Linked DNA regions of Homo sapiens: all the other regions are linked to region 3. A link is a loop called in an ENCODE intact Hi-C map of the cell type or tissue named here. Cell type or tissue: heart left ventricle. All regions are shown on one strand.

Region 1 (5,000 bases), 140 kb before region 3:
CCAGCCTGGGTGACAGAGCGAGACTCTGTCTCAAAAAAAAAAAAAAAAAAAAAAAAAAAAAAGAAAAGCCTTTTAACATTAAAATGGCCATATTGCCCAAAGCAAGCTACAGACTCAACACTATTCTTATCAAACGACTAATGTCATTTTTCACAGAATTAGATAAAATTATTGTATACTTTCATATGAAACAAAAAAAGAGCCCAAATAGCCAAAGTAATCCTAAGCAAATGAACAAAGCCAGAGTCATCACATTACCTGACTTCAAACTATACTGTAAGGCTACAGTAACCAAAACAGCATGGTACTGGTACAAAAACAGATACATAGATCAATGAAACAGAATAAAGAATCTGGAATTAAAGCTGCACACCTACAACCATCTGATCATTGACAAAGTCAACAAAAATAAGCAATGGGGAAATGACTCTCTATTCAATAAATGGTTCTGTGATAACTGGCTAGCCATATACAGGAGAATGAAACTGGACCCCTACCTTACACCATGTACAAAAATTATCTCAAGACAGATTAAAGATTTCAATGTAAAAGATTTTAAAGATCTCAAACCATAAAAATCCTAGAAGAGGCCAGGTGTGGTGGCTCATGCCTGTAATCCCAGCACTTTGGGAGGCCAAGGCAGGTGGATCACAAGGTCAAGAGTTCTAAACCAGCCTGACCAACATGGTGAAACCTTGTCTCTACTAAAAATACAAAAATTAGCCGGGTGCGGTGGAGCACACCTGTAATCCAAGCTACTCGGGAGGTTGAGGCAGGAGAATCACTTGAACCTGGGAGGCAAAAGTTGTGGTGAGCTGAGATCATGCCACTGCATTCCAGCCTGGGTGACAGAGCGAGACTCCATCTCAAAAAAAAAAAAAAAGAAAAAAAGAAAAATTCCTAGAGGAAAACTTAGGAAATACCTCTCTCAACATCAGCTTTGGCAAATAATTTATGGCTAAGTCCCCAAAAAGCAATTGTAACAAAAACAAAAATTGACAGGTGGGATCTAATTAGACCAAAGAGCTTCTGCACAGCAATATAAACTATCAACAGAGTAAACAGATAACCTACAGAATGGGAGAAAATATTCTCAAACCTTGTCTCCAACGGAGGTCTAATATCCAGCATCTACAAGAATTTAATAGTATTGTTTGTAACACAAAGGATAAATGCTTGAGGGGATGGATACCTCATTCTTCAGGATATGATTATTTTGCATATATGTTTGTATCAAAATATCTCAAGTGCCTCATAAATATATACAGCTACTATGTACACACAAAAAATAAAGGCAAAAAATTAAAATAAGATATGCAAGCTGCCAACAAACATATGAACAAATGCTCATCATCACTATTTATTAGATAAATGCAAATCAAAACCACAATGAGATACCATCTCACACCAGTCTGAATGGCTATTATTAAAAAGTCAAAAAAAAAAAAAAAAAAAAAACAAACTAAAGCAAATGATGGTGAGGCTATGGAGAACAGGGAATGCTTATGCACTGTTGATGAGGTTGTAAGTCAGTTCAGCCACTGTGGAAAGCAGTGTGGAGAATTCTCAAAACACTTAAAAAAGAACTGCCATTTGACCCAGCAATCCCATTACTGGGCACAGACACAAAGGAAAATAGATCATTACACCAAAAAGACACCTGCACTCATATGTTCATCACAGAACTATTTACAATAACAAAGGCATGTAATCAACCCGGCTGCCAATCAAGGATGGATTGGATAAGGAAAATATGGTACATATGCACCATGGAATAATATGCAGCCATAAAAATGAATGAAATCATGTCTTTTGCAGCAACAAGAATGCAGCTAGAGGTCATGATCCTAAAACAATTAACACAGGAACAGAAAACAAAATACTGCATGGTCTTACGTATAAGCAGGAGTTAAACATTGAATACACATTGACACAAAGGTGGGAACTATAGACACTAGGGACTACTAGAGTGGGGAGAGTGGGAGGCATGGGCTACAATGTTTCCTGTTGGACACTATGCTCAGTACTTTGTGACAGAAGCATTTGTACTCAAAACCTCAGCATTATGCAATATACCCATGAAACAAACCTGCACTTGTACCCCCGATCCAGAATAAAAGTTGAAAAACAAAAATATTAAAATTATTTTAAAAAAAGAGCAGAGCAGCTGGAGCTCTCAGTCAATGTGCAGTCAGAGATCTGGCAGGTGTATTCTCAAAGCCATCACAGATGACAATACAAAGTGCATTTAAGAATGTATTACTGAGGCCAGGAGCGGTGGCTCATGCCTGTAATCCCAGCACTTTGGGAGGCCGAGGCGGATGGATCATAAGGTCAGGAGATAGAGACCATCCTGGCTAACACCGTGAAGCCCCGTCTCTACAAAAAATACAAAAAAAAATTAGCTAGGCGTGGTGGCGGGTGCCTGTAGTCCCAGCTACTTACGAGGCTGAGGCAGGAGAATGGTGCGAAACTGGGAGGCGGAGCTTGTAGTGAGCTGAGATTGCACCACTGCAGTCCAGCCTGGGCGACAGAGCGAGACTCCTCAAAAAAATAAATAAATAAATAAAAGAATGTATTACTGAGATGGGCGCTGGGGCTCAATCTTCTTCAGGACCTGTGGAGGCCATGAAGAACAGACCTTGAAGATTTCCTGCTGCAGGGATCAGGAAACTGAGATGCTTATCCATCACTTGTCATGTGGCATTACCTAAAGACTGCTTTCAGGATCATCCACTACCTTGTATCTCTGGCCTGCCCCATGCTCAGCAGAGAAAATCTGAGCAGAGAATGTCAGGTGCTTTTGGCAGAAGGCATTGGCATACATGGGGTGGTAAGTATAATATCAATGGGATATTGGCAGAGCACAAGAAAAGAGTCCAGTGCAGTGAGGTAAGGAAAAAGAGAAGCAAATTCTTCTTAACACTAATTATTTCTTCTCCAGCCTATCTAAGATTCACAAGATTTGGGAGCAGTCAAGTAGCATTTTCTTTCTGTTTATGATTTCCCTCTGAGACTATCATTGCTTTAGGCAAATGCATTCATGTGAAGAATCATTTTTCTCCATGTCTGAGCCTATAATAAATGTCAACCCTTTTTTGGCAACTGCAACTAATGCTGCAGACCTACCATTACTAAAAATGAAATTACACATGTTAGGACCCCAGATCAATGTATTTCAAGGGACATTTAAGATCACTCTGGACAGGCAATGGAATCTCTCCACCTCTGTAGCTATGAGCCTCCTTCTGGAAAAAAAGATAAAATTTTTACTTGATTTTTTTTCTCTTTCTCTTAGTGCTTGGATCAAGCAAAAAAAATGCAAATGAAATTTCTAGCCTTGTTAATTCCCCTGAAATCTAGCATCCTCTCTAAAATACTTGGTAAAACTAAGCACCCAGGAAACAAAGTTTAAAGTCTTTAAGGTGTGCTCAGTGTAGCCTGTAAGGTGTTTAATAAATAGCCCTTAAATTTGCATAGAAATCATAGGCCATTGGAGCAAAAAGTAAGCTCAGGCAATGTCACAGAAAATGCTTCATTTTACAGGTGAGAGAAATGAATCCCAGAGAGAATTGGTTTGCACAAAACTACACGTCCGTTTAGTGGCACAGCAAAAACCAGAATTAAGGTGGTCTGACACTCATTCCAATAATTTTCATGGTTTTTTATGTTTTAAGCTTTGATAGAAAGACTTTTGTGCATTATCTCATTTAAAGAAACTAATGAGATGGTAAGTCATTTACAAGTCAGTCATCTGGGTAAGAGCAGGGGATCCTCTGGGATCTGAATGCTTGGGTTCAAATTCCAGCTCCAACATGTGTCACCTGCATGACCCTGAACGATCTTTCTGTGCTTCCCTTTTCTCCACGGTAAGCAATGGCATCTATCTCAGTACCCTTAAAACGATTGCATGAAATACTGGTAAGCAATGACAACTATCTCAGTACCCTTGAAATGAGTGCTTGAAATGCTACAAGCAAGTGTCTAGAGAGTGCCTGGACCACAGTTAGTACTCCATAAATCTGAAGCGACATGATGTCATCTTCACAACAGCTCTCAAAGGTAGGTGTTATCATCCTCATTGTACAAATGAAGAAACAGAAATTTACCAATGTGTCTCAGTAGCAAGTGGGAGAGCTGTACCTCAAACTTGGGAGGAAATTCCCTAAAGCTTTAACCACCAGAGACTTACCACTTTTGCTTTTCTTTTTTTAATGTTAATTTTTATTTTAAGTTCTGGGGTACATGTGCAGCATGTGCAGGTTTTTTACAGAGATAAACCTGTGCCATGGTGGTTTGTTGTACCTATCAACCCATCACCTATGTATTAAGCCCAGCATGCACTAGCTATTTTTCCTAATGCTCTCCTTCTCCCCACTGCCCCCCACCCCTGACAGGCCCCAGTATGTGTTGTTTCCTTCCCTGTGTCTACATGTTCTCATTGCTCAGCTCCCACTTATAAGTGAGAACATGCGGTGTTTGGTTTTCTGTTCCTGTGTTAGTTTGCTGAGGATAATGGCTTCCAGCTTCATCCATGTCCCTGCAAGGGACATGGTCTCATTCGTTTTTATGGCTGTGTAGTATTTCATTGTGTAAATGTACCACATTTTCTTCATCCAGTCTATCATTGATGGCCATTTGGGTTGATTCCATGTCTTTGCTATTGTGAATAGCGCTGCAATGAACATTCATGAGCATGTATCTTTGTAGTAGAATGATTTCTATTCCTTTGGATATACACCCAGCAATGGGATTGTTGGGTCCAATGGCATTTCTAGTCCTAGATCTTTGAGTTGCCATACCTTTATTTATTTATTTATCTATCTGAGACAGGGTCTCTCTCTGTCACACAGGTTGGAAGAGTTCTCACTATCTTGCCCAGGCTGAGGAGAGAGGATTGCCTCTCTCCTCAGCCTCCCAAACTCCTGGAATTAGAGGCTTGAGCTACTTCACCTGACCTCTTTTTCTTTTTAATTGCAGATACTCATGCAGTGATGATA
Region 2 (5,000 bases), 260 kb after region 3:
TATTTTATCTCCATTAAATATAATCTGCATGTGTCTCAGTTTTGTTTTGGTCCTTGAATTATCTGTTTCCGTTTGTTTTAGAAGATGGCATTGAGGGCAAGTTGCCCTTCTGAAAAGTGATTAAGAAACTGTACAGCATACCTAAGCCTGGACTTTCTACTAATTCTCGTATCAGAATAAATGTTTTCAGGTGCATTTTCATATACTGGGCAATTGGTATAACTAATAATCATGTTTTTAATGGTCGTTGGGTAAACTTATAGATGTTCACAAAAGGGAAATAAAAAGAGTAGGTACTTTTGTTTTTGTTTTCATTATATAAAACAAATAAAATCAGCTTACATTAAGTACTATGCCATGGAGATTTGAGTTGAAAATTCCTTTGTGTGAAACTTCAGTGACCTCTAATCTGATCATAGATTTGGTCATAAACTCTTTCATGGAGATAGGCCCGAAGTACACTTCTAAGCCTACCTTTTTCATCTCCTTCCCTTGTCTTTCCAATCTCCATCTTTTACTTTCAATCCCCATCTCCAGGGAGGAGAGAACAGAATGTCATGTGATTTGTGGGCTTGCTTAAACAGTCTTCTATAATGCAGACATGGTTGGTATAGAACTAGGGTTGTGGCCTTGAGTGCAGCTATTTCTAAGCAAATAGTGAACTTTGTCATCTTAAATGCTCATATTAACAAATTAGACACAATTAACAAATTAGGGAATCAAAAATATGCCCTTTTAAAAGGATCTTCAACATATTACTAAGTACGGTTATATAAACATCTATGGCTGGAAATCAATGACCATAATTGGAAAATATGAAATGGAGTGATGGGCCTGCTAGCATGAAAAAGTGTCCATGAACCCAATGTCCCAAGATTTGCCAAGAATAAGAGATGCACAGGCTTGGGGGTGGTTTCTAGTAATATTATTATTATTAAAATTAAATGATATAGCAAACTTATATTTTGACTGCTATTTATTGAGTAATGAGATAAGAAAGTAGGCTCAATTTGCCATCTTATGTGTATCAACCCATTAATGATAATTTATCCCCTGAGAGTTCCACGTTTTGATCACATTATTTGCTAATTTTACTTCGAGGAGCCTCAGAATTCTTTAAACATTGTTAGTGAATCCACAATTAAAGCAGATTCCAGTCTGTATTTAACACAACCCACATTTATAAACTTTTCAACATGTTGTTTTGTTTTACCATTTAACATCTCCTACTGGCCTCAAGATCACCTAACATAAACAAATAGGTATTAAATATTGATGACGTTCTTATTGAGAACCAGGTAATTTCACAGTAACAATAATTTTCAAATTTCGAGTTTCTCTCTTTCTCTTCCTTTTTTTTTTCTGAACCACAGAAACTTTCATGACCATTACTTACTTGAAAAGGGATTGTAAGCATGGAAAAGATGTATGTGATATCTCATAATTTAGATTTGTATATTTTTACATTATATCTAGAAATATTTACTCAATAAATATTAGGACCGGGAAAAAGGGGGAGTTTTAAATACTGCATCCAATGTCCTCATTTATAGCTGAGGAAACTGACATGCAAAGAGGTGAAATGACTTGTCCAAAATTCCTCTGCCTGTAAGTGGAAAAGCCAGGGAAATAGCTCAGGTCTTCTCTGCAGTCTAGAATCTTTCAGTATACTGTGAAATTGTTCTAATTGCAATCCAAAATCATACACCAAAGACTTGTGTCTCTATGTGTGTGTGTTGTATGTCATTTGAAAGTCAGTTGCTAAATACTCATCGAACTAATCAAAAAATGGCAGCTATGGTAATGTCTATGTGTCTATAAATATGATGGATACATAACCTTGTGTTCTTCCTGTTCCATGTGCCTGCAGCAATTGTCCTCAAAATGACCGTGGCTTCCCACAGCCTTCTCCCTTTAAAAGCTCTGCCATTTTTTCCCCACAGGAAGTTTTGTTTTCTCTTACTATAGCAGAACCACGTGGCTTGAGATTGACAAGTAACCTCTTTGCAGGTGTCATTTCCCAAGAATCAACAGCTCTGCCACAATGTTTCCAATTATGTTTGACAGCGTCCTTGTAAAAATCTGTCAACAACCTATTCAGCTTGTCACATACAAAGTACACTTTCCTAGTCTGGTCTTGTCTCCCCAGCAACAGGTATTAGGTCAAACCAAACTACACGGTCATCATGGAGAGTTAGAGCCTTACAAGGACCACCCTAGAGTGATTTTAAAAAATCACTTTTGGGCCAGACGCGGTGGCTCAAGCCTGTAATCCCAGCACTTTGGGAGCCGAGGCGGATGGATCACGAGGTCAGGAGATGGAGACCAACCTGGCTAACACGGTGAAACTCTGTCTCTACTAAACATACAAAAAATTAGCCGAGCATAGTGGCACGTGCCTGTAATCCCAGCTACTCTGGAGGCTGAGGCAGGAGAATCGCTTGAATCAGGGAGGAGGATGGAGGATGCAGTGAGCCAGATCGCATCAGTGCACTCCAGCCTGGATGACAGAGCCAGACTCCATCTAAAAAAAAAAAAAAAAAAAAAAAAAAAAAAAAATCATTTTAGGATGAAACAGAGTTATTAAGGAGACATTGCTGATTAAATTCACTGGAAGCCCATGATAGGGAGTGCCATTGAGGTTGATAGCTCTGAATACTCTGAAGAAGGCTGCACTCATACATTAATGTATTCAGCATAGTCAGGGGTTACATCTCAGACTGCTGACAGAATCTGCCGATTTGATAACTGAGCAGCCATCATTGTACACTGAGAAATCCTGGAAGAAGGAAAAAGTGCCAGGAACTATAAAGGTGAGAACGTGTCCTGATTTTTTAGAGAGGAAAAAATCAGGAATGTGTCCTCATTTTTTAGAGAGGAAATTACAGATTTTTGTCACTGTCTAACGGAGGCAATTAAATTAATGTTGTATTTGAACACTTAGGATACATAAGATCTCTCATACAGGTATGTGAAGATATCTATTATATGGGTTGACTCACAATGCATGAAATTAATGATCAATGAGAACTAACATGAGTTAAGAGCCAAGTGTTGCCAAATTTCTTAGTTGTCTTTTTTATAGAGAGTAAATAAATATTTCATAATGGAATAAACATGGTGAAATGAGAGCTGGATAATATATTTATTTGATTTCAAGGTGGTGTCATAGCGCTTTCATCATAAATGGAGAAAAAAGTTCAGTGTTAACTTTAGCTATGTTCTGCTGAGAATTTTATGTGATTTAAATGAAGCCATATGAGATCTATTTAGCAAACTTGGAACAAGTTTAAGATCTGTATTTACCAGAATTACACTCCATGAAGGCAGGGCGTTTTTCTCTCTGATTCACTGCTTGATTCCCAATTCTTAGAAAAGTGTTTGCCTGATACACATACTAAATATAATTTCATTGAATGAATGCAGAAAGCCTGGGGAAACGGAATACTATGTAAAAATGGGTGTCATCAGGTAAACAGGAACTCCAGTCCTTCTCAGGTGTCATTTACCTGATCATAGAGTTTCCAATGAGTTGGTTCATGTTGATCTCGAATTTATTCTTGGCTGCCATATTTTCTTGTGTTTCTACTCTATATGTCTTAGTAGTTCAGCCTACTACAACAAATCACCACAGACTGGGTGGCTTAAGCAACAAACATCCATCACATATCTGGAGGCTGGGAAGTCCAAGATCAAGATGCTGGCAGATCTGGTGTCTGATGAGGGCCTGCTTTCTTATTCATAGACAGCCATCTTCTGGCTGTGTCTTCATATGGTCAGAGGGGCAATGTGGCACTCGGGGATCTCTTTTATAAGGGCACTAATCCCATTCATTAGGGCTCCACTCTCACAACTTAACCTAACCTAAAGTATCTCCAAATACCATCACACTGGGAGTAAATATTTCAACATAGAAATATTGAGTGTGACACAAACATTTAGTCTAGATCACGCCTAAATGTGACTTAGTCTCTGAAGAGAGTAAATGTCTATAAAAGACATTACTGCCACTGCTTAGGTGCCTAAATGCAATCTCTACTAATGATTCCTGGGTTGAAGCTGTCAGCCTCAGAAGCCAAAAAGGGAAAGAGAAGCGTAGGAAAAATGCCTGCACAACTTCCAACTTTTCATTGCATGAAAAAACTTTTGCAATGGGGATTTAAAATGCTCAAGGCTGGAAACACCAGTGTTTGGACAGAGTGCTAACTCCTCAGTGTGGAAACAACCTCATGGCAGTGAAACACAATACGTTTTTCACATAACTTTATTGTAAATGCAAATATTACGTATCATATAGCACCGCTACTGTTGCAGGCATTCCTACCTCCACCGTGACTTCCTGTGAAATGCAATTGCACCTTCCCTGTAAAAATTTCCTTTTTCGTTGCTATGTAGAAAATCATTAACATAGCCTAAGTGATACTGCTATTCTTAGAAAGACTCCCTTGCCAGGTTGGCCCTCGGGTGGCATGTGGTAACTTCAATTTCCCACCATTCTAGGAACTGATAAATGTAGCTCCCTGTGCCTAAACCGTACAAACATTATGGTTTATGCTGAATACTTGCTTTCTTTCTGAGAGTCTGCAATACTGATACATCTGAGGCTGAGGGTTTTTACATGACCAGCTACCAATAGACACTTCAGGCACTGAGGTTGTAATGCATTCCTCTGGTAGATGATGTTTTACATGCATTGTGACAACTTGTTGCTTGAGGTATTAAGTGTGTCTTGTGTGAGTACACCATGAGAAGTCTGTTGGAAGCTTGAGTCTAGTTTTCTCTGAATTTCACCCCAGGTGCAAGAAAAGGTGACTTTTCTCTTTGCTGATTTTGCTTTGTATTCTGTTGCTAGAATAAGTCATAGCCATGAACATAATTATATACTGATTTCTATGAGTGTTCCTAGTGTATCATTAAACCTAGCAGTATTTATGGGGACCCCTGACACAATTGCCAAGAAATGAAGCACATTAACCGTACAGATTTTATCTGAGACTACA
Region 3 (5,000 bases):
GGATCCAGTTTCAGCTTTCTGCATATGGCTAGCCAGTTTTTCCAGCACCATTTATTAAATAGGGAATCCTTTCCTCATTGCTTGTTTTTGTCAGGTTTGTGAAAAATCAGATGGTTGTAGATATGTGGCATTATTTCTGAGGGCTCTGTTCTGTTCCATTGGTCTATATCTCTGTTTTGGTACCAGTACCATGATGTTTTGGTTACTGTAGCCTTGTAGTATAGTTTGAAGTCAGGTAGCATGATGCCTCCAGTTTTGTTCTTTTGGCTTAGGATTGTCTTGGCAATGCGGGCTCTTTTTTGCTTCCATATGAACTTTAAAGTAGAGAATGTATTATTAAAGGGCAAGTGTGGGATAAATGAGACCAGTTAGTAAGGCATTACAATTGCATGGGGGAGAGAGGATGATGACATAAGTTTGGGTCAGAAATGTGAAGACTGAGAGAAATAAAATTATTTAGGACATAATTTGGTGGAAAAGCCAAGACTTAATTGTGAGTTAAATATTGAAGGATGATGATGTAGAATAATCAAGAATGATTGATATCAGTTTTTGTCTTAAAATTCCAAGCTATTTATTGGTTGGGGAAGATTGACAAAAAAGGGGTTCATAGTACATAGGAGAGTTATAGTCATAAGAGTTACTTGGATACGCTAAGTGTGAGATATCCAAGTGGAAATGTCAAGAAGTCAGTTGAATATAGATGAGAGGAGATATGGGTGGACTGGGAATTGAGAACCATCTGCTCAAAGATTAGCCTCAGGACTCAATGAGCTCAACCAAGGAAACCATGTGGGGAGAGAAGAGAAGAGAATTCAGAATATAGTTGGAGGGGGTGTTATTAATTTTGTTTGTTTTTTAGTATATATGTATCCCAATATTTCATGGGACATACTTATTCTTTAAACAACACAAAATAAGTTTTTGGATTGTTTTTAATCTGTAATTCAAATCTAAAGAGACATCTGTATTTTTATTTGCTAAATCTAGCAATCATAATCCAAGAGCCAATCCTGGGGTGCACTGACATGTAGAGATTGAGCAGAACAGGAGCAGGAAGCAAAGGAATCTGAGAAAGGTCCGTCATTGAAACGGGTAAAAACCCTCAAGATGTAATGTTTTGAAAGGCAGGAAAGAAACAAAAACTTAAAGCAAGGGCTTAATTCATAAAGCATGATTGATGTAGAGAGCTTGAGAGTAGGACCAAATTAATTTCTTGTTCAGTTCATTAAAGTATGTACAGACATTTATTCTGAAAGGTGTTTATCCGATCATTCTCTCTCTTTGCCAGATTGTCTACACTCTACTGGACAGAAATAAAAAAGTAGTTTTGTTTGATAAAAAGAAAATAGGGTATATTTTTAATAACACTAAAAAAAAAAAGTCTCAGTCTTTATTTTATCCAATACAAACAGTAACAGCATAAGCATGGAGGCCTAGAGGATCTTTTTCAATGCAAAGATACATAAACTTCCAGGTGTTTAACTCTGTAAAAGCTACTTATTTCTCTGAAGCCCCAACGTAATTTTTTAATAAACTGATAATAGTGTGTAATAGCATAATTTTTTATTAGTATTACAAATAAATAAAATAATCTTTTTACTTGTATGGATCTTTGGGTTTATGTTTACTTCAGCACCCACAGAGCAGCACTGGCTAAAGTTTCATTTCAATATGTACCTTTCTGGAGTTAGCTCTTCCTGGACATAAAGGTCTGTTGAGCACCTTTCCAGTGCCTAAGCTTTTGCATGTTGGGATGAAATGTGTGAGCAGTGAACGGAGAAGAGGCCTGCCACTCCTAGACTGTTATCTCTTGGCCTTATCTGCTAGTGCTTTCCCTGGCTCTGGCTCTGGCACTGTGAATGCCTCACAGTGCATCCCAGGGTAGGTGCTGTAAAGGCCTAAATTAGAAGTGTCTCTGCAGCAGAATGTCAGCTCTGACGCCAGCACATCTGGCATTGGAAGCATACGGATCTGTCTTTAATCAACGACACAGCACAGCAGCACTTCAGGCACTTGTCAGATAATTCAGCCATGAGCTGGCTCTCATCAAGCACTGCCAAAAGGCTGCCAGGATCATCACTTTTTTTGTTGTTGCTTTTTGAGACGGAGACTTGCTCTGTCACCCAGGCTAGAGTGCAGTGGCACAATTTCAGCTCACTGCAACCTTTGCCTCCCGGGTTCAAGCAATTCTCCTGCCTCAGCCTCCTGAGTAGCTGGGATTACAGGCACATGCCACCATGACTGGCTAATTTTTGTATTTTTTAAGTAGAGATGGGGTTTCAGCATGTTAGCCAGGCTGTTCTCAAACTCCTGACCTTGTAGTCCACCTGCCTCAGTCTCTCAAAATGCTGGGATTACAGACGTGAGCCACCATGCCCGGCTGAATCATCATTTTTAAAACAGTGCATCTCAAACTAGCTGTGATGAAAGACTGAAGACTTTCTTTCTTACTTTTTAATTTCCAGTCCTGTGATGCATAACTAGTAAGTAGCTCATGCCACAAGTGAGTTCCCTGCTGTGTTCAACATAAGCAAGTCTGCTAGTCATGTGCTTGGTCATCTTAACAATGGTAAATGACTACAGAAATTTGTATATCTCTTAATTTCTGTATTTAACTCATTGTGGACTTGCCCTAGTCTGCTAACCATACCTTCAATGGCACTGTTCTAAAACTCAAACCATGGCTCTCACACTTAGAAATATTCATTGGTTCCCTTTTCCTAATAGGATAATGTTCAAACTGATCAGTAATGTTATGTTCCATTGCATTTTACTTAATTCACTGTTAAAACTCCCTATCATGTTTTATCTACATTTTTTGGTAAATCTGCCAGTTAACTGACTCAACTTTGTGCTTCTGGAGGGCACATACAAGGTCATATACATATGTGCATCCCAGTAACTAGCAGCAGGCTTAATCAATAAGTAGACCTCAATAAGGTCATTTGAACACTTAGTACATATTTATTTAGCACCCTCTATGAGGCAAGCCCCATTATAGGCACTAAGAATATAGCAATGAACAAAACTGTTAAATATCCCTCTTCTTGAGAGGAAGAGAAGCAAAATGGCTGAATAGAGGTCTCCAGCAATTGTCTCCCCCACAGGAATACCAAACTGAACAACTATCCACACAAAAAAGCACCCTCGTGAGAACCAAAAATCACATGAGTGATCATACTATCTTGTTTTGACATCATATTAAGGAAAGAGGCACTGAATAGGGTAGGAAAGACATTTGAATCACCTACACCAACCTTTCCTCATTCCCCGGTAGTGGCCACGTGGCACAAAGAGAGAAACTGTGCATTTGGGGAAGAGAACATGGTGATTGTGAGACTTTGCATTGGAACTCAGGGCTGCCTGTTATAGCAGTAAGCATCGCTGGAAAGAACTCAGCTGGTGCCCATGGAGGGAGCATTTGGACCATCCCTACTCAGAGGGAAATCATCCATCCCAGCAGTCAGAACTGCCACTGTGGGCTAAAGGGCTCTGGGCCCCCAAATAAACTTGAAAGTTAGTCTAGTTTAGAAGGACTGCAATTCCTGGGCTCAGAGCCAGTAGACTAGGAGCACATTCATACCAGTGAGAAACCAGCCAAAGCTGCCAAAGGAGTGCTCATGTCATCCCTCCTCCAACCCCAGGCAGCACAGCTCACAACTCCCGAGAGACTCCTTCTCTGTCCTTGAAAAGCGAAAGAACAGTAAAAAGGACTTTGTCTTGCAACTTGGATACCAGCTCAGCCAGAGTACAATAGTAGAATAGGGCACCAAGCAGAGTCCTGAGTTTTCCATTCCAGGCCCTAGGTACTGGACAATATTTCTAAACACACCCTGGGCCAGAAAGGAACCCACTTCCTTGAAGGGAAAGACCCAGGCCTGGCAGAGTTCATCACTTGCTGACTTGCTGACTTAAGAACTCTTGAGCCCTGAATAATCAGCAGTGGGACCCAGGAAGTACTTGCCACAAGGCTTGTGTAAAACCCAGGGCCACATTGGTTTCAGGTGTGACCCAGCATATTCCCATCTGTGGTGGTTATGGAGAGAGATGCCTTCTGATTGAGGAAAGCAGAAGGAAGAGTAAAGGGTACTTTGTCTTGCACATTGGCACTAGCTTGTTCATAGTGGAGTACAGCATCAAGCAGGATCCTTGTGGATCCCCCCATTTCTAGGCATTGGCTTCTAGTTGGCATTTTGGTACATATCCTGGGTCAGAGTAGAGCCACCAGGCCTGGACGGAGACAGTCTAAACGTACAGCGTTCACTGCAAGATGAGGTAAAAGCCCTTGGACCTTGAGTGAACATTGGTGGAAGCCAGGCAGTACTTGCAGTGGGCCTCAGTTGGTGATAGCCACAGAGACAGACTCCTCTGCTTGAGGAAAGGGGAGAAAAGGGTGGAAAAGACCTTATCTTGTGGTGTGGGTGCCAGCTCAGCCACAGTATAATAAAGTAGCAAGTAGATTTTTAAGTTTCCTGGACAGTATCTTTGGACCTGCGTGGGCCTAGGGGGAAATCACTGGCTTAAAGGAAGGACACAAGCCTAGCTATATTTGCTACCTATTAAATGTAGAGCCCTTGGGCCATCAGTGAATATAGGTGGTATCCAGGCAGTGGTTACTGTGGGCCTTGGTCATGCTGACTCTGGGTCTGACCCAATACAGGCCACAAGAGTTCTTGTATCATCTCTCCCTTAGCTCCAGGCAGCTCAACACTGAGCGACAGGCTCTATTTGTTAGGTGGAAAATAAGAGAAGAGAACAAAAGTCTCTGCCTAGTAATTCCCCTGGGTCTTACCCAAGACCACCAAGGGGGTGCCTTTACAAATATATGAAAGCCACAGTGTGGGCTTTAGGGGGCTTTGGGTGCCCCCTAAAGCAGATATGGCTGCAGTGACCAAAGACATAGATCACTACAGCTAAGTCCCTTCAAATACCTGGACAGGCTTCCCAAGGATAGGTAAAAACAGGCTCAGACTGTGAAGATTAAAATACTTACCTAA
Region 4 (5,000 bases), 99 kb after region 3:
AAGCAAGAGGGGTGTCTCCTTCTCCAGGACACATGTCTATCCACCACATTTTAGATGTTAACAGTCTAGTTCCAAATGAGGAGCCAAATAAGAGCTCTACCTCTGATGTAAGCTCCACCACAGGCTTTCTCTGCTTGGCATTCACTCCATTAGCTGCTTGATTTTTCTGGTCAAGGTACTTCCATCAAATCATAAGGAAGGTGCATATCAAAATCATCGGCAATTGATGACAGACCACAGAAAACTGAGCCAATGAGAGAGTTCCCAGGAAAACACTGGAGCTGTGTTTGTTGACGGGAAGAGATGGAAGTTGGTAATGCAGAAAGATGCTACCCAGCATCTAATCTTACTGGGTAACAAGTGCATTGGGATGGAATAGCAGTAACATAGCAAGGTAATCTCAAAACTATAGATGCATGTAGTAGAAGAATGAAAGCTCTAGTTCTGCAGTTTTCACTGGAATATGGATTATGGCACTAGCACTGTCTAGTTGTTTGTTATCAGAAAGATATGAATGATTCAAACATTAAGTTCATGTCACCTGTACACTACAGATACCAAAAATGTTAATCATGATACCTAGTTCCATGAGGTCACACAATGGCAAGTATGATAAAGCCCTTAGCATAATGTCTGGGACATACTGAAACCTTGCTAAACATGAACTATTCTTAATGTTATTATAATTACTATTAATGACGTCAAAATGACTATTTCTTTCACCAAAAGATTCCATTTTTTCTCTTTTTTTAAAAGTGAGTTTTGTAGAAATATCCATATATTATACAATTTTACCATTGAAAGTATACAATCTAGTGATTTGTAATATATTCATAAGGTTGTGAACATTAAAACTAATGTTTTCTAATTCAGGAATATTTTAATCCCTTTTCCCACCAAAAAAACATATCTGTTAGTGGTGACTTCCCATTCCCATCTCCCCAACACTGTCATCAGCCCTGCCTGCAACCACTAATCTCGTTTCTGTAGGTAAAGCACATAAAACACTTAACAAATTGCCTAGCATATAGTAAGTGGCCAACATTATTACTGTAAAAATATAATGCCAGCTAATTCTACATTTACTGTAACATCAATACAATGCCCTTGATGCAGAGCATCAGATTATATCTTTGTATATTTTGGATACATGATTACAGGAAGCTTGTGGTTGAATCTCAGCTATTTAATGTTGTAGTGCCATGTGTTAGTATTAATTGAGATATAATTTACATATCATAGCATTCATCATTTAAAAGTGTACTCTTCAGTGTTTTTATTATATTCATAGCTATGCAACCACCCCTACTATATTATTCCGGAACATTTTCATAACAACAAAAAGAAAACCATATCCATAGCATTCATTGCCTATCCTTCACTTTTCGAAGACCCTGGCCACCACTAGTATATTTCTACTTCATTGAATTTGTATGTTCTAGTCATCTCATTAAATGGAATCACATGATATGTGTCCTTTTGTATCTTGCTTCTTTTCCTTAGTGTAATGTTTGCAGGGTTCATCCATGTTGTAGCATAAATTATTACCACATTCTCTTTTATGGCTAAATAACATTCCACTGTATGGATATACAACACATCCATTGCCATTTATTAGGTGATAGACTTGTGGATTGTTTCTACTTTTTGGTTATTATGAATAATGCCATTGTAAAAATTAACGTACAAGTTTTTGCTTGATACATATCTTCTATTATTTTGGGTATGTACCTAGGAGTGGAATTACTAGCTCATGTGATAATTCTTATATCTAAGATTTGGAGAACTGCCAAAGTGATTGCATCATTTTACATTTCATTTTCTCCACATTCTCATGAATACTTTTCATTGTCTGCTTTTTAAAAATTTACCATCCTAGTAATATATCTCATTGTGTTTTGATTTGAATTTCCCTAATGACTTATGATTTTGAGTGTCTTTTTTTGTGCTCATTGAACCTTTGTTATCTTTGGAGAGATGTCAATTCAAGCTCTTTGCCCATTTTTAAATTATTTTATTTTTTTACATTCCAGGGTGCATGTGCAGGTTTATTACATGGTTAATAGTGAGTGTCAACTTGATTGTACTGAAGGATACAAAGTGTTGATTGAAGGTGTTGCCAAAGGAGATTAACATTTGAGTCAGTGAGCTTGGACAGGCAGATCCACTCTTAACCTGGGTTGGCACAATCTAATCAGCTGCCAGCATGCCTAGAATATAAGCAGGCAGGAAAAAATGTGAACTGACATGACTGGCCTAGCCTGTCAGCCTACATCTTTCTCCCATGCTGGATGCTTCCTGCCCTTGAATATCGGACTCCAAGTTCTTCAGTTTTGGAACTCCGACTGGCTGTCATTACTCTTCAGCTTGCACATAGCCTACTGTGGGACCTTGTGACCCTGAGAGTAAGGATGGAGTTCTTTCATTGGTTTTGGGGTTCTCAGAGTTAGATGCTTAATATGATTAGACTCAAAATTTCTCAGGACTCTACTTCTAATAGTATAAAGAATACTGATAGTCCTTGGCCAGAACTGTTTAGAGAGTTATGCAAAATAAATGGATTTGACACTCCTGATTCACTGCTCATGTGAGGCAAGGAGTTCAATGACTCTACACAGAATACCGTTGACCATATATGGAGAGCCAAGGAACATAATGAAGCTGGTTGGCGGCTCCTAAGTTCAGTGAACACATTGATGAAAGAAAATAATACACTTAGGGATTATATCTCCCGGCTTCAGGACAGATACTGAGCCTCGTATCTGCTAAGATTGCCCTGAGTGGGAGTCTTATCTCCTGTAGAAAAAGAGCTGAAATTGTGGAAAAACAGACACAAGCTCTTATCATGCAGGTGGCTGACTGCAACGGAAGGTGCATGCAGAGCTTTGACAGGTGTCTACTGTTAAAGTGAGGGCATTGATTGGAAAATAATGGGACCCTGCAACTTGAAATGCAGATGTGTGGGAGGGCCCTGATGAAGCTAGGGACACTAAGTTTTTAAACTCTGATGAACCTTTTTTGCCAGAGGAAACAGCCTCCCCAACCCATAGTGGCAACATCCCCTCCTCGACTCATGCTGCCATCAGCCTTTCCACCTTTGCCTGAGGAGATAAACCCTGTACTGCCTGAGGCAACAGTGATGGCCTCCCCTGAGGCAGGTGCCAGGCAAGATAATGTTGATTATCCTCAGGAGCTACCCCTAACACCCCTGTTTGTTTCTAGACCTAAAATTAGACTAAAGTCCCAGTGGGCCCCTAGAGGTGAGGTTGAGAGTGTGACCCATGAAGAGGTGTGCTACACTCAAAAATAATTGCTTAAGTTTTCTAATTTATATAAATAGAAATCTGGAGAATAGGCATGGGAATGGATATTAATGGTGTGGGATAATGGTGGAAGGAATATAGAGTTGGCTCAGGCTGAATTTATTGATTTGGGCTTGCTAAGTAGGTACTCTGCATTTAATGTTGCAGTTCAGTGAGTTAAAAAAAAAAAAGGCGCTAATAGTTTATTTGTTTGGTTAACTGAAACATGGATTAAAAGATGGCCCAATGTGAGTGAGCCGGATATGCCTGATCTCCCTTGGTTTAATGTAGAGGAAGGGATCCAAAGGCTTAGGGAGATTGGGATGGTGGAGTGGATTAGTCACTTTAGACCTACTCATCCCAGCTGGGAGGGTTTGGAAGACATACCCTTGACCAATGCCTTGCAAAATAGATTTATGAGGGCAGCACCTGAATCTTTGAAGAGCCCTGTAATTGCTCTTCTTTATATGTCAGATCTACCAGTGGGAGCCACAGTCACTCAATACCAAATTGAAATACAGTGGGAATAATTGGATCCCAAGGTGGCAGGGGCCACGAGGAGGCACTCAACCATCAAAGGCAAGGTAGGTGTAGCTACCATAATGGACAGCAGAGGCAAAGCAGCAATCAGAACAGTCTGACTCATGTAGAGCTCTGACATTGGCTAATTAATCAGTATTCCTAGAAGTGAAATTGATGGGAAAACTACTGCACTCCTATTTAATTTATACAAGCAGAACAATTCTAGGTCTAATGGACAACAGGCTAATTTGAATTATAAAAATAGAGAATCATGGCCCCTCAATCAACTTCCAGACTGGAACCAGTTTACAGACCCAGAACCCCTTGAATAAAGAGGAGGCGAGGTCTCCTTGAGGAAGGACCCCACTACATTACCAAACATTTATGCTGTTAATCTTTCTCCCATCATTCCCCAGGGAGACCTCCAGTCTTTTACCAGGGTAACTTGCATTGGGTAAAGGGAAATTATCAGATATTTCAGGGACTACTGGACCTTAGCTCTGAGCTGACATTGATTCCAGGGGACCCAAAACGTTATTGTGGTCCTCCAGTTAAAGTAGGGGCTTATGGAGGTCAGGTAATTAATGAAGTTTTAGCTCTGGTCTGACTTACAGTGGGCCCAGTGGGTCCCTGGACTCATCCTGTGGTCATTTCCCCACTGCCAGAATGCATAATTGGCATAGACATACTGTGCAGCTGGCAGAACCCCTACATTGGCTCACTGACTGGTAGGGTGAAGGCTAGTATGGTGGGAAAGGCCAAATGGAAACCATTAGAGCTGCGTCTACCTAGAAAAATAGTGCATCAAAAACAATATCACATCCCTGGAGGGACTGTGGAGATAAGTGCCACCATCAAGAACTTGAAAGACAGAGGGGTGGTGATTCCCACCACATCCCTGTTCGGCTCTCCCATTTGGACTGTGCAGAAGAGAGATGGATCTTGGAGAATGACAGTGGATTATCATAAGCTTAACCAAGTCGTTACTCCAATTGCAGCTAGTGTACCAGATGTAGTTTTATTGCCTGAGCAAATTAACACATCTCCTGGGACCTGGTATACAGACGTTGACTTGGCAAATGCCTTTTTCTCTATTCCTGTCCATAAGGCCTACCAGAAGCAATTTGCCTTCAGCTGGCAAGGCCAACAATATAACTTTATGGTCCTACCTTAGGG
Region 5 (5,000 bases), 250 kb after region 3:
CCAGAGGATGGACTATGAGAACAGAGATCTGGAGAAGGTGGGCAGGACTTCCTATAGCGGAGGCTAAAATCTTTCTGACAACTTCTCTGTGATTCAGGAAGCTTAACAGAGTGGAATAAATCTAAGAGTTTGGGGAAAAAGAAAAAAAAAGCAACAAAAACACTGTTAGTGATAGAGTGTACATCCATAGGAAATGAGTACGTGAGGAGGCATGTATACCTTGGAAATTTGATGTCTTTGCCTACTCTTACTCTTCAGCCTGCATAATCATTATTGTCTATTGTTATCAATTACATAGTAATAAGGGGTGAAATGATGTTGAAAAGTCAAGGGCTTCTCAGTTAACTAGAGCTGCCTTACTGGTTGGGTTATTTCACTGTTCGACTTATACATTTCCTTTATTGTTCTTTGTTCTTTATTTTATTGTTTTTTGCTTGTTTGTTTGTTTATAACATATGAGTTGCTAAACACCTAAAGCTTACAGTAAAAGAGCCAGAGAGGCAACATGAGCTCTATTTCAGAAATGAGTTCTTATCCTTGGTTTTACGTCTTGTTATCTGTGTGGCCTTGGGAAAGTTGCTTAACTTCATACTTCCCAGGACCTACTCAGAAAGGGGCAGGAACATCAGTTAATGTGTTAACCATCAGTTAGTGTGTCACTCTGATTTTTCAAAGAGAAACTGCTTCCCAGCGGTGAAATTCAGTCTCACCTGCAATGTTGTGTGTATATTTAAGCCAGTTGGCTTGGCTCTTGTGTGATTTTTATGATTGATGAGTTTTCCTATTTTCATCATGATGTTCCTCTGAGAGAAGAAACCAGAACTGAGGCCAGATTGATAACAATCTCATTATGGCCTTATTATTGTTCTGGTCCTGGAGATCCATAACTTGGTTTTCTATTAGCCCATTACTCAAATGAGACTGTTGGAAAGCAAAAGCTTCTGTTGTGAGGCAGCATGAGCCACCTGGCTTTTGGAAATGCCTGTTTGGATGCACTGAAGATGAGAAAGCTATGTGGAGTGGCCAGCACAAAGGATGCTTTTTCTTCCTTGTGCATCTGTATTCGTGTGAGGATACAGTCTCCCTGGAAAGAGAGATGCATAAGACCTATTAACATTTAGAGGATAAATGCACACTCACTAAGAGGTAAATATGCCTATTAACGTAAGAAACATGCATCAATTTCACTGGCAATCTCACACAGGCAAACACTAATGTTGTGAGGACAGAAAGATCCAAGGGCGGCTTGAAATGGATAGGTTTTAATTTAAGAAACATTATAAGGAAAAAAAAGTTGTGACCTTAAAAAGATGAAGAAAACTTGGCATTGGAATCTGAACAAGATATCTGCAGGTTTTCTGTTCCTGAGATTTCAAGAGCAGGAAAACTGAGTAAGAAAAGGAATGAGAGAAAATCTACCTTCTACATTGCAGATTGTGCCATTATCCATTTAATCCTAAATTTAGGATAAATCATAATCTCCTTGCATTAGTTCGCTAGGACTGCCATAACAAAGTTATGCACAGACTGGATGGCTTAAACAACAGAAATTTGTTGTCTCACAGTTTTGGAGACCAGAATTGTTGATTTCTTCTGAGACCTCTCTCCCTGCGCTGTGGATGTCAGTCTTCTCCCTGTGCCTGTGCATCTTCACTCCTTAGTTTTTTTCTGTCTTTGTCCTAATTTCCTCTTATTATAAGGGCACCAGTCATATTGGATTACGGCTTGCCATAATGATCTCATTTTACCTTAATTAATTCTTTAAAGACCTTATATCTAAATGTAGTCACATGCTGAGGTATATTCATGACACACATGCTGGGGATGAGGACTCAGCATATGAATTTTAAAGGGACACAATTCCATCTGTCACCCTCCTCCATGAAAAATCTAAGTGATGGGTCCTCTTAGCCCATTTTTCAGAAGAGAAAAATGAATGTTCTGAAAGGTTGAAACGCTGTCATATTCAAACAGCTTTAAAAAATACAGAGAGTAGCTGAATCACAGAAAACAGTGACTTGCTCTTTCCTTCCCTCCAAGATGTCCTTTGCTTCCTTGATTAACATTTAGGAAGAATGGACCTAGAAAAGGGAAAAACATAAAAACACAAAATCATAATGCTGCTCCTCCGATTTCTGGGTTTTTATGTAATTATAATTACTAGTATACTAAGAAACAACCCATGATCTTGAAAGCATTCATTTAATTTCTCACAAAACTGTCTAAACAATGGAACTTAAAATAAGTGAACAAATATTTGGTTAAAATATTTGGATAAATTATGTATCTGTGAATATTTTCCACGTGCATACTTAAATATGAAATATTAAGATGTGTGAGGCATGTCATAAGAACAAATATGTCTTGTTTGAAAAAATGCAAGTAAATAATCTTATTTTCAGTTTTGTAAGTTTAGAGTTTTTCCTACGAAACTTCAGTCTTTATGGAATCCTAATACGACGTTCTTATTTCTATATGGGATTTAGCTACTATAAATTGGGAGAAATTAAGAGTGACATCTATTTATCTTGACATTCTATATATAGTTTTTTCAAGGTAAATCTATTAATACTGCTTTATTCAAAACATAATATGGCACAATCAAAGTTGTATCAAAGTCTGTTAGGTAGATTCATGACAAGTCATCATTACTAAATTGTTCACAGTGGTAGAAAGGGGTGATGGAAAGATGACTTGAGTAAAACTGAGGAATCCTTCAGTTTATTTTAAGCTCAGCTACAAACCTGTCTGATGATACTGAGCAGGCTACGAAAGCTTTCCAGGCATCAGTTTACTTACTAGTAAAAATAGAAATCCCCAACATGTAATTAGCAAATTAGATCATATGTGTGTAAACTTCAAGAATGTATAAATGTAAAATATTATTGCTATTATTATTATTTTTCTTTGTCTTTCCTAAGGAAGAAAATTGTCTGCTTGTATTCTAAGCACTTTGTAAACAAACACTAGGTATTCAATGAACAGGGAGCAAAATCTAGTTCTCAGCTAGCTGATAGAGTGAGGGAGAGAGACAGGGTGGGTGGTTTGTGATTAAACACTCCAAATGTTCCATGCTAAAATAGATATCAGTGTGGTATGCCCTGGGAGCATAATAAAGGACACCCCTGATGGAGTAAGCAGGGATGAGGAGGGAGTCAGAAAGTTTCCTAGAGATGACACTGAAACAAAGTTAATTAGTATGAGCAGGAGGTAGCCGAGTCAATCAAATACTTTTTCATACAGAATACATTCCATAAGCGATTGCTTTATAACCAATTAAACTCTTCACACAAAATATAATGGGAGACTTAATTATGTTTTGATATAATTTGTGATTTTTAAAAATAAATAAATGGTTGGTTTCTTTCTACAAGATTTCCTGTGGATTTTCAAAAACTTTCAATTATTTCTAGATATTAATATTAATACTTCTAATGTGGTGATTCTGACATGGCAGGTTGTATTTCCAAAAACAGTCACAACATTTCCTATTTTGCATCTTCCTCTACAATGTGACTTTGGCCCTCCTTTCATGGAAGGATGAAGCCTCTGCTTCTTCCCTTAAATGAGAGTGTGCTTCCAAATCCTTTAACAGATAGAGAATGCCAGATATGATGCTGTATAACTTCTCAGGCTGCCTCATGAAAGGTGATGCACCTTTGCCTTTTTCACTGAAATACCTGTGCTTGGAACACACACACTTTAAATATGCTGCAACTGTTAAACTGTGAGGAAGCCAAGCTACATAGTAGGCAAACGTTGGGGCTCTGAACAGCAGGATTAGTCTTTGATCTTCCCAGGCCAGGCACCAGCCATGTGAGTGAACAACCCTTTCGATGGTATTCTTTCCAGGCTCAAGTTTCCCCCTAGCTTTTGAGTCTTTCAGCCATAGTCCCCAACATCAAGTAATGTAGTGTAGACAAACTATGCCCTGAGGTACATTATGAATTCCCAACCTCTAAAATCCAGGAACATAATTAAATGTTTGCAGTAAGCTGACACGTTTTGGGCCAGTTTGTTATGGAGTGAAGAATCAGAATAAAACTTGACACCAAAATTGTGATGCTGCTGTAACAAAAACCTAAATCATGTGGCATTAACTGTGGCCCAAACAGTGGGCTGAATCTTGAAGGGCCTTGAGGAGAATATCAGAGAACACTGGAGTGCTAGGGAGGAAATTGTTACAGGAGGCTGAAAACAAGGTAATTCTTGAAGTGCAGTAGCAACAAGTTTTGGTGGAGTCTTCCCTGTGATGATGTGTAAAATAGAAAATAATTTTAATTAACTAGTGGATTTGACTGAGAAAACTTCCAATATGGAATATGAAATAAGATGATTATTTGATGTATTTTAGCTAACATATGGATAGAGAGAAGTGAGCCAACAAGAAATTGTCGGGTTTTAAAGCAACTAAAATTTATAGGAATTATAAAGGAGCCAGGATTTGTTGGGTTATTAAAAACAAAGAACAAAAAACAAAAATGCAAAATCATGTGATAAAGAGCCACTGGGCAAAAATAAAACACAGAGTACTTGCAGAATAAATATAAAGCCAAGGTTATTATTGCAGAAATCCTTTGTAATACTTTAGAACTATATTAGGTGGTACCTCGTAGAACCTTTAAAATAGACTGAGGCCTTCTAAGGATCTCAACATTGTGCTTTACAGACCATCTCTCTTAAACTATAGGGCTTCTGAGAATCTGAAGAGCCTCCCAGAAACCTAATCCAGAGAAAATTTGTAGAAGTATGCTTAGTCTAATGGAATAAATTATAAATCAATATACAAGAAACCCAAAAAGTTTTATTTTCATTTATTTACTAATTTTTACTAATTTGACTAATTTTATTTATTTACTAAACTAATTTATTTGGAGACAGGGTCTTGCTCTCTTGCACAGACAGCAGTGCAGGGGCGGTACCAGTAGAGCTCATTGCCCAGGCTGCAATGCAGGGGCAGTGCCAATATAGCTCATTGCAGCCTTGAATTCCTGGGCTCA
Region 6 (5,000 bases), 310 kb after region 3:
AGTCTGCAATACAAAGTAAAAGCAAGTTGATTAAGAAAGTAAAGTGGTGAAAGGATGACTACTCCATAGACAGAATAGCATGTTCCTGAAGGTAAGAGGAGGAACGTGTCTGCCCTAAGTACAATGCTTGTGTGTGTGTATATGATAAAAATAGATCTTGGGGAGATGTGCTCTGCTACAAAAGTTTGTGTTACAAGATTATTTTTCTTAATTACTGTATTTTGCAAGAACTGATATTATTTTTAAAGCAAAATTAGGAAAGCCTTTGTTCTCCAGATATTGGGATATCTGGACACTCCCAAGTCTGGGTCTGTTTTAGTCAAATTATTAATTTGTTCCCTTAACCATAAATATCTAGAGTCTAGGAATGCCTAATTTCCTGGGAATGCAGCCCAGAAAGTCTCAGCCTCATTTTCCTAGCCCTCACTCAAAATGGAGTCACTCTGGTTCAAACGCCTCTGACACCTTCATTACTTATCACTTATTCAATGTTAATATTGGTCGTCCTTTAAGATGCCAGACATTGTTCTAAAAGCACCAAGGTGAACAAAACACCTTTTCCCTCTAAAATATCTCTTACTTCAATAGTTAGGATGGACGTGCAAGTAAACAAATTTGATGAGTTGAGACAAAAATAATAAAGGCTATGACAAAGATTCCATCTAAATGGAAGAGGTAAAGTTTGAGCTGGATCTGAGGTTTTTTTTGCATTATATTTTTCATGAATATTCTCATTCATTTCATCATTGATTCAAATCCTTTTTAAAATTTCTTTGGGTCCCTGATTCAGCAATTATCCTCTCCCCTTTCTTGGTATTACTTTTTTCTATAACTCATTCTATTTGCCCTAAAATATCTTATTAAAATTACAAAGTAAAACAAGTCAAATCAAATCAAAATAAATGAGCAAACAAGCATCCTTCTTTTTTTTTTTTTTTTTGACAGAATTTTGCTCTGTCACCAGGCTGCTCCGGTGCAGTGGTGCGATCTAGGCTCGCTGCAACCTCTGCCTCCTGGGTTCAAGCGAGTCTCCTGACTCAGCCTTCCAAGTAGCTGGGATTACAAGCGTGCATCACTGCTCCCATCTAATTTTTGTATTTTTAGTAGAGACGGGATTTCACCATGTTGGCCAGGAATGTCTCGATCTCCTGACCTTGTGATCCATCCACCTTGGCCTCTCAAAGTGCTGGGATTACAGGCATGAAACACCATGCCTGACCACAAGCATCCTTCTATAGATATTGCTTGCCAGTAAGCAAAGTTTCTTACTTTCTTGATGATGTCTACCCCATATCTGCATTAAATCACCTTGCTTTCACTCAGAAATTCATTCCTTCATTCTTCAACAAGTATTAAGCATCTGCTGTTTGCCAGTCACTATAGTTGGCATTGGAGATACAAACATGATTGTTGTTTATAATATAAAGATAAGACATTTAGATAATAGCAAAAAAAAAAAAACCCATGCAACTTTACACTGTGACATGTTTGTATGTCTTTCCATCTGGTATGCATAGTTCTATAAAACTATAGAAGCAGAGTCATCTAACCAGCTAGAATGTCAAAAAATGATTTCTCAATGAGGTAATATTTGAAAGGAGTCACAAATTTAATGAAGAAAGGTTTCTTAGACATGAGAAAGAGAAGACATTTCAAGAGCAAACGAACTTGGAAGACAGCAGTGTGTTCAGAAATGGACTTAGATTGTAATCGTGAAAAATGAAGTCTTGAGAAATATTTAGAAAACTACAGGAATTTAAGGAAGTCAGAGAGCAGGAGCTATGCAGAATGGCACCTAGCTTGCTTCTCTGACGGAGCCCATGAAAAGATGACCCAATGTTCTGAGATCGAAAACACTACAGAATGAATACCATTTGGGGAGAATATACTGAATTCAGTTATTCACGTGTTGGCTTTGAAATGCCTGTCAGTTATCCAAATGCATAATCCACGTAAGAGCTTGGATTTATAAAGCTAAGATGGAAAGACTTAATATAGGGTGTACATTTGGAAATATCACAACAAAAATATACAAACTATAACACTCAGGGTAAGATTATTTTCCAGAAAAGATTATAGCGTAATAAATCGGTTTAATATTAGCTACAAGAAAGTCCCTCATCTCATTAGAAATGAAGAATGAACCAGTAAAGACCAAGGAGGAGTTGGTAAGAATAGAAAGAAAACCATGTGGTTTTAAAGCTAGAGAAAGTCAGAGTTTATGAGAAAATGCCTGCCACATGCTTAAAATTGCTGAGAGCCCAAGTTAAACGGGTAGCAGTGAGGGTTCTTTGATGAAGAGCGTGAGAATTATTACAGGCCTCAGCAAATGGAGGTTCAGTAGAGTAGGTGGAGCCAAGTCTGACTGAAAGGAGAAGTGTAAAGGGAGGACTTTGGAGACAGAACTTATCAGCTATAGACGACTTTCTAAGAGGCTTGGAGGCTGGGAGGAAATCTACACAGAATGGACACAGGGCACAAATGGTCCAAGATACTCACACTTGATTTCTTTTTTCTCTCTATCTTGCCTTGCACACATTTGCCTTTACAAGGAAAGGAACATATACTAATTGGAATTTATCTCCAGAACTCCTGTTACCACTCACCTTATCAGCTTCCTGGAAGTGAATATAAATGAACCACGGAAGTCAGAAAACCGCTTGGATCTTCTTCACCGCTTCCAACTCTAAGCTCCACTCTAGTATAGAAGCTCCACTCTGTTCTTGGGGGTTTCATTGTGTTCCTAATCCATTTCAGAAAATTTTTTCTCATCAAGGCCATTGTGAAATGAAAGAACTTGAGTTTTCTGGGGAAATCAGAGATTGTGACCAACACATCTCATGTCTCTCAAAGTATAAATTTCAGAATTCAGTAAATTGATAAGTAATGTTTTATTCAATTCCTTAAGAAGTATGATGTACTGTATTTTTTGCACATAGTCCATGAACAGATGTCAAGGATTTTGATATACCCTCAAGAAAGCTTCTCAATAAAAACTAGAAAAAAAAAAAAACTAAACAAAACAAACGTTTTGCAAAATATTAGTGTCCATTCAGTAGTTTTAGACAAACACTTAATACCCCTGATTTATAGTTCTGATTCTGTCTCTTTTTACTGAGCAATTTTGGACAATCACTCTGCCCTGGGACCTCGTTTTCTTAATTTGTAAAGAAAGGAAAATTTGCCCAAATTATTGTTCCAAGTGTAAAATTTTGCAATTTATACTGGTATATTTTATAGTTAGATTTTTGAAAAAGATACAAAGGCTTTATTCTGTGCATTCTATTAATAAAACAGAGTTCTCAGACTGATGAGGCCTATGAGGTTGTGTTAATTCATTTCTCAAGGAAACTATGATAGGGCAAAACAATTAGCTATTTATGGCATTAATGCAGTAGAAGTGCTGTGCTCTGATTATAAAATGGAAGGAAGGCATGAGTATCCAGAAAAGAGGGAAAAACAATTTCTCCTAAAGGCAGCTATTCTGGGAATCTGATAAGTTTCACCCGTGGCATCATCCTGAGCCGCCAATCATGAGAAGATTTCAAAGAAGATAGGTTACCTACCACCCACCTGACTGTAGTCTCTAAGGAAGTTAGGAGCTGACAGGAGGAGGAAGTAATATTGAATGTAATCTGTCTTGGCTTTGCAGGAGGCTGAAATGATCATTTCGTAGGAGTGAAGTTTACGTAAGAGTAACTAGACTAGGAGAGAGATGGTCTTCTTACTTGCTAGGGAAGGTGAGTGATACTAATCATAAATAATATGTATTAATGAAACAAATAATTCTAGTATCTTCTCCTATTTTTAACTTAAAATAAGTTCCCCTACTTCATTGTTCTTGTTTGAATTATGTCAACACAATAAAACACAGCATGACCTCGGCCATAGAGAAAAGACAATTAGTCTATTTTAGAGATTTAGTGCAAGACAGTGTGGGTTCAAAGGCAGTCACCATCTCTAAAGAAGAGGGAGATTTGAGCAATTTACTAACTGTTCTAGCATCAGTTTCATCATATGCAAAAGGGACCAAGCTGGTGACTACTTCTAAGCTTACTAAAACAATAAGACTTTTACAAATGAATGAATGAATGTAAACAAATTAAACTATACCTAACATATAGGAAGTATAATATTTGCTGTTATTATTGTCTATGCACTTAGAATATCTATCAAAGTCTGCATTTGTAAAATGTACATTTCTAAAAGCCTATATAATTTATAAATAATGAAGTTGTATTAACATTCATAAAACACACACAGCACCCCAAGACTGAGAGGTAATATTGGCTGTAAAAACAGAAATCTCACAGAAGGAAAAGCCACTGAAACAAATGTTCCCATTTGTCTTTAGCACTGTCCAGGAGAGAGAGATTATATTTTATAAAAATAAATTGTCTCTCCATGTCTGCAAATCTGACCATGTGGTAGAAATGTGCACAGTAAACCATCATATCTCAGTAGCATCCACAGTTCTGATTGGACTGGCACTGCTTTTTCTCCATGCTCGTTTTAAAATAACTTTCTGATTATGATTTTATTTCTGGAATAGATTTGCCATGCAGAACAAATGCACTGACCAACAAACTTGGTTATGTAATCCACTTGATACATTACATTTCTCAATATAAATACTAATTTAGCAATTTGGTATTCTGGTTTATATGCAACCTTCTTGTGTAAGGAATTAGCATGGCTTATTCCTCAGAAGCACATTCATTTTTGGATGTATTACTAACTTTCTTAGTTTATAGAACTATTCCCTGGAAATGGATGACATTTGCAAATTACCAGCGTCATTGGCAGATATCTCTGGTGACTAGCCAGGCTTCTCCAGGAAAAGTCCTTCTGTAAATGTCCTTTCAAATTGTAAGAAAAGTTCTCCAGCCATAACAGAACTGGATAAAAGCTACTCTAGGTCTTCAGCAGCCTCAATACAGCTTACCTTCAGGATTATGAGTACTGCCATTTTTGACCAATGTTATAATTTGATACAACTT

Evidence for each region. A loop is a pair of places that touch in the nucleus more often than their neighbours do. Peaks named below come from ENCODE experiments on the same cell type or tissue, not always from the same donor. Only the 100,000 strongest peaks of a DNase experiment are listed, where the experiment ranks them.
Region 1: it touches region 3 in a loop (2.1-fold over the local background); 5 of 110 quality-filtered maps call a loop at or near these places.
Region 2: a loop joins it to region 3, with 35 times the contacts of the local background. A loop is called at or near these places in 8 of 110 quality-filtered maps.
Region 4: a loop joins it to region 3, with 20 times the contacts of the local background. A loop is called at or near these places in 3 of 110 quality-filtered maps.
Region 5: it touches region 3 in a loop (10-fold over the local background); 8 of 110 quality-filtered maps call a loop at or near these places.
Region 6: it touches region 3 in a loop (3-fold over the local background); 6 of 110 quality-filtered maps call a loop at or near these places.

What each region holds. Positions count from the first base shown.
Region 1 is chr4:12,622,771-12,627,770 of GRCh38, reverse strand. It overlaps LOC105374492 (a long non-coding RNA gene), which reads left to right and starts at 4,863. Exons shown (of 3, transcript XR_001741374.1): 1 at 4,863-5,000. In heart left ventricle, no CTCF peak of the experiment used is centred here; no DNase peak of the experiment used is centred here.
Region 2 is chr4:12,228,384-12,233,383 of GRCh38, reverse strand. The region is part of intron 1 of LINC02270 (long intergenic non-protein coding RNA 2270); the gene reads right to left. Among named protein-coding and RNA genes, the nearest start is that of LINC02270, 7.4 kb to the right of the region's middle. In heart left ventricle, no CTCF peak of the experiment used is centred here; no DNase peak of the experiment used is centred here.
Region 3 is chr4:12,485,790-12,490,789 of GRCh38, reverse strand. The region is part of intron 1 of LOC105374492 (a long non-coding RNA gene); the gene reads left to right. Among named protein-coding and RNA genes, the nearest start is that of LINC02270, 260 kb to the right of the region's middle. In heart left ventricle, no CTCF peak of the experiment used is centred here; a DNase peak (open chromatin) is centred at 1,919; H3K27ac peaks cover 2,678 bases.
Region 4 is chr4:12,387,016-12,392,015 of GRCh38, reverse strand. No RefSeq gene overlaps it. Among named protein-coding and RNA genes, the nearest start is that of LINC02270, 170 kb to the right of the region's middle. In heart left ventricle, no CTCF peak of the experiment used is centred here; no DNase peak of the experiment used is centred here.
Region 5 is chr4:12,238,173-12,243,172 of GRCh38, reverse strand. LINC02270 (long intergenic non-protein coding RNA 2270) reads right to left here. Exons shown (of 4, transcript NR_125910.1): 2 at 1-121. Among named protein-coding and RNA genes, the nearest start is that of LINC02270, 17 kb to the right of the region's middle. RefSeq lists an enhancer at 1-7. In heart left ventricle, no CTCF peak of the experiment used is centred here; no DNase peak of the experiment used is centred here; H3K27ac peaks cover 531 bases.
Region 6 is chr4:12,172,245-12,177,244 of GRCh38, reverse strand. No RefSeq gene overlaps it. Among named protein-coding and RNA genes, the nearest start is that of LINC02270, 49 kb to the left of the region's middle. In heart left ventricle, no CTCF peak of the experiment used is centred here; no DNase peak of the experiment used is centred here; H3K27ac peaks cover 1,078 bases.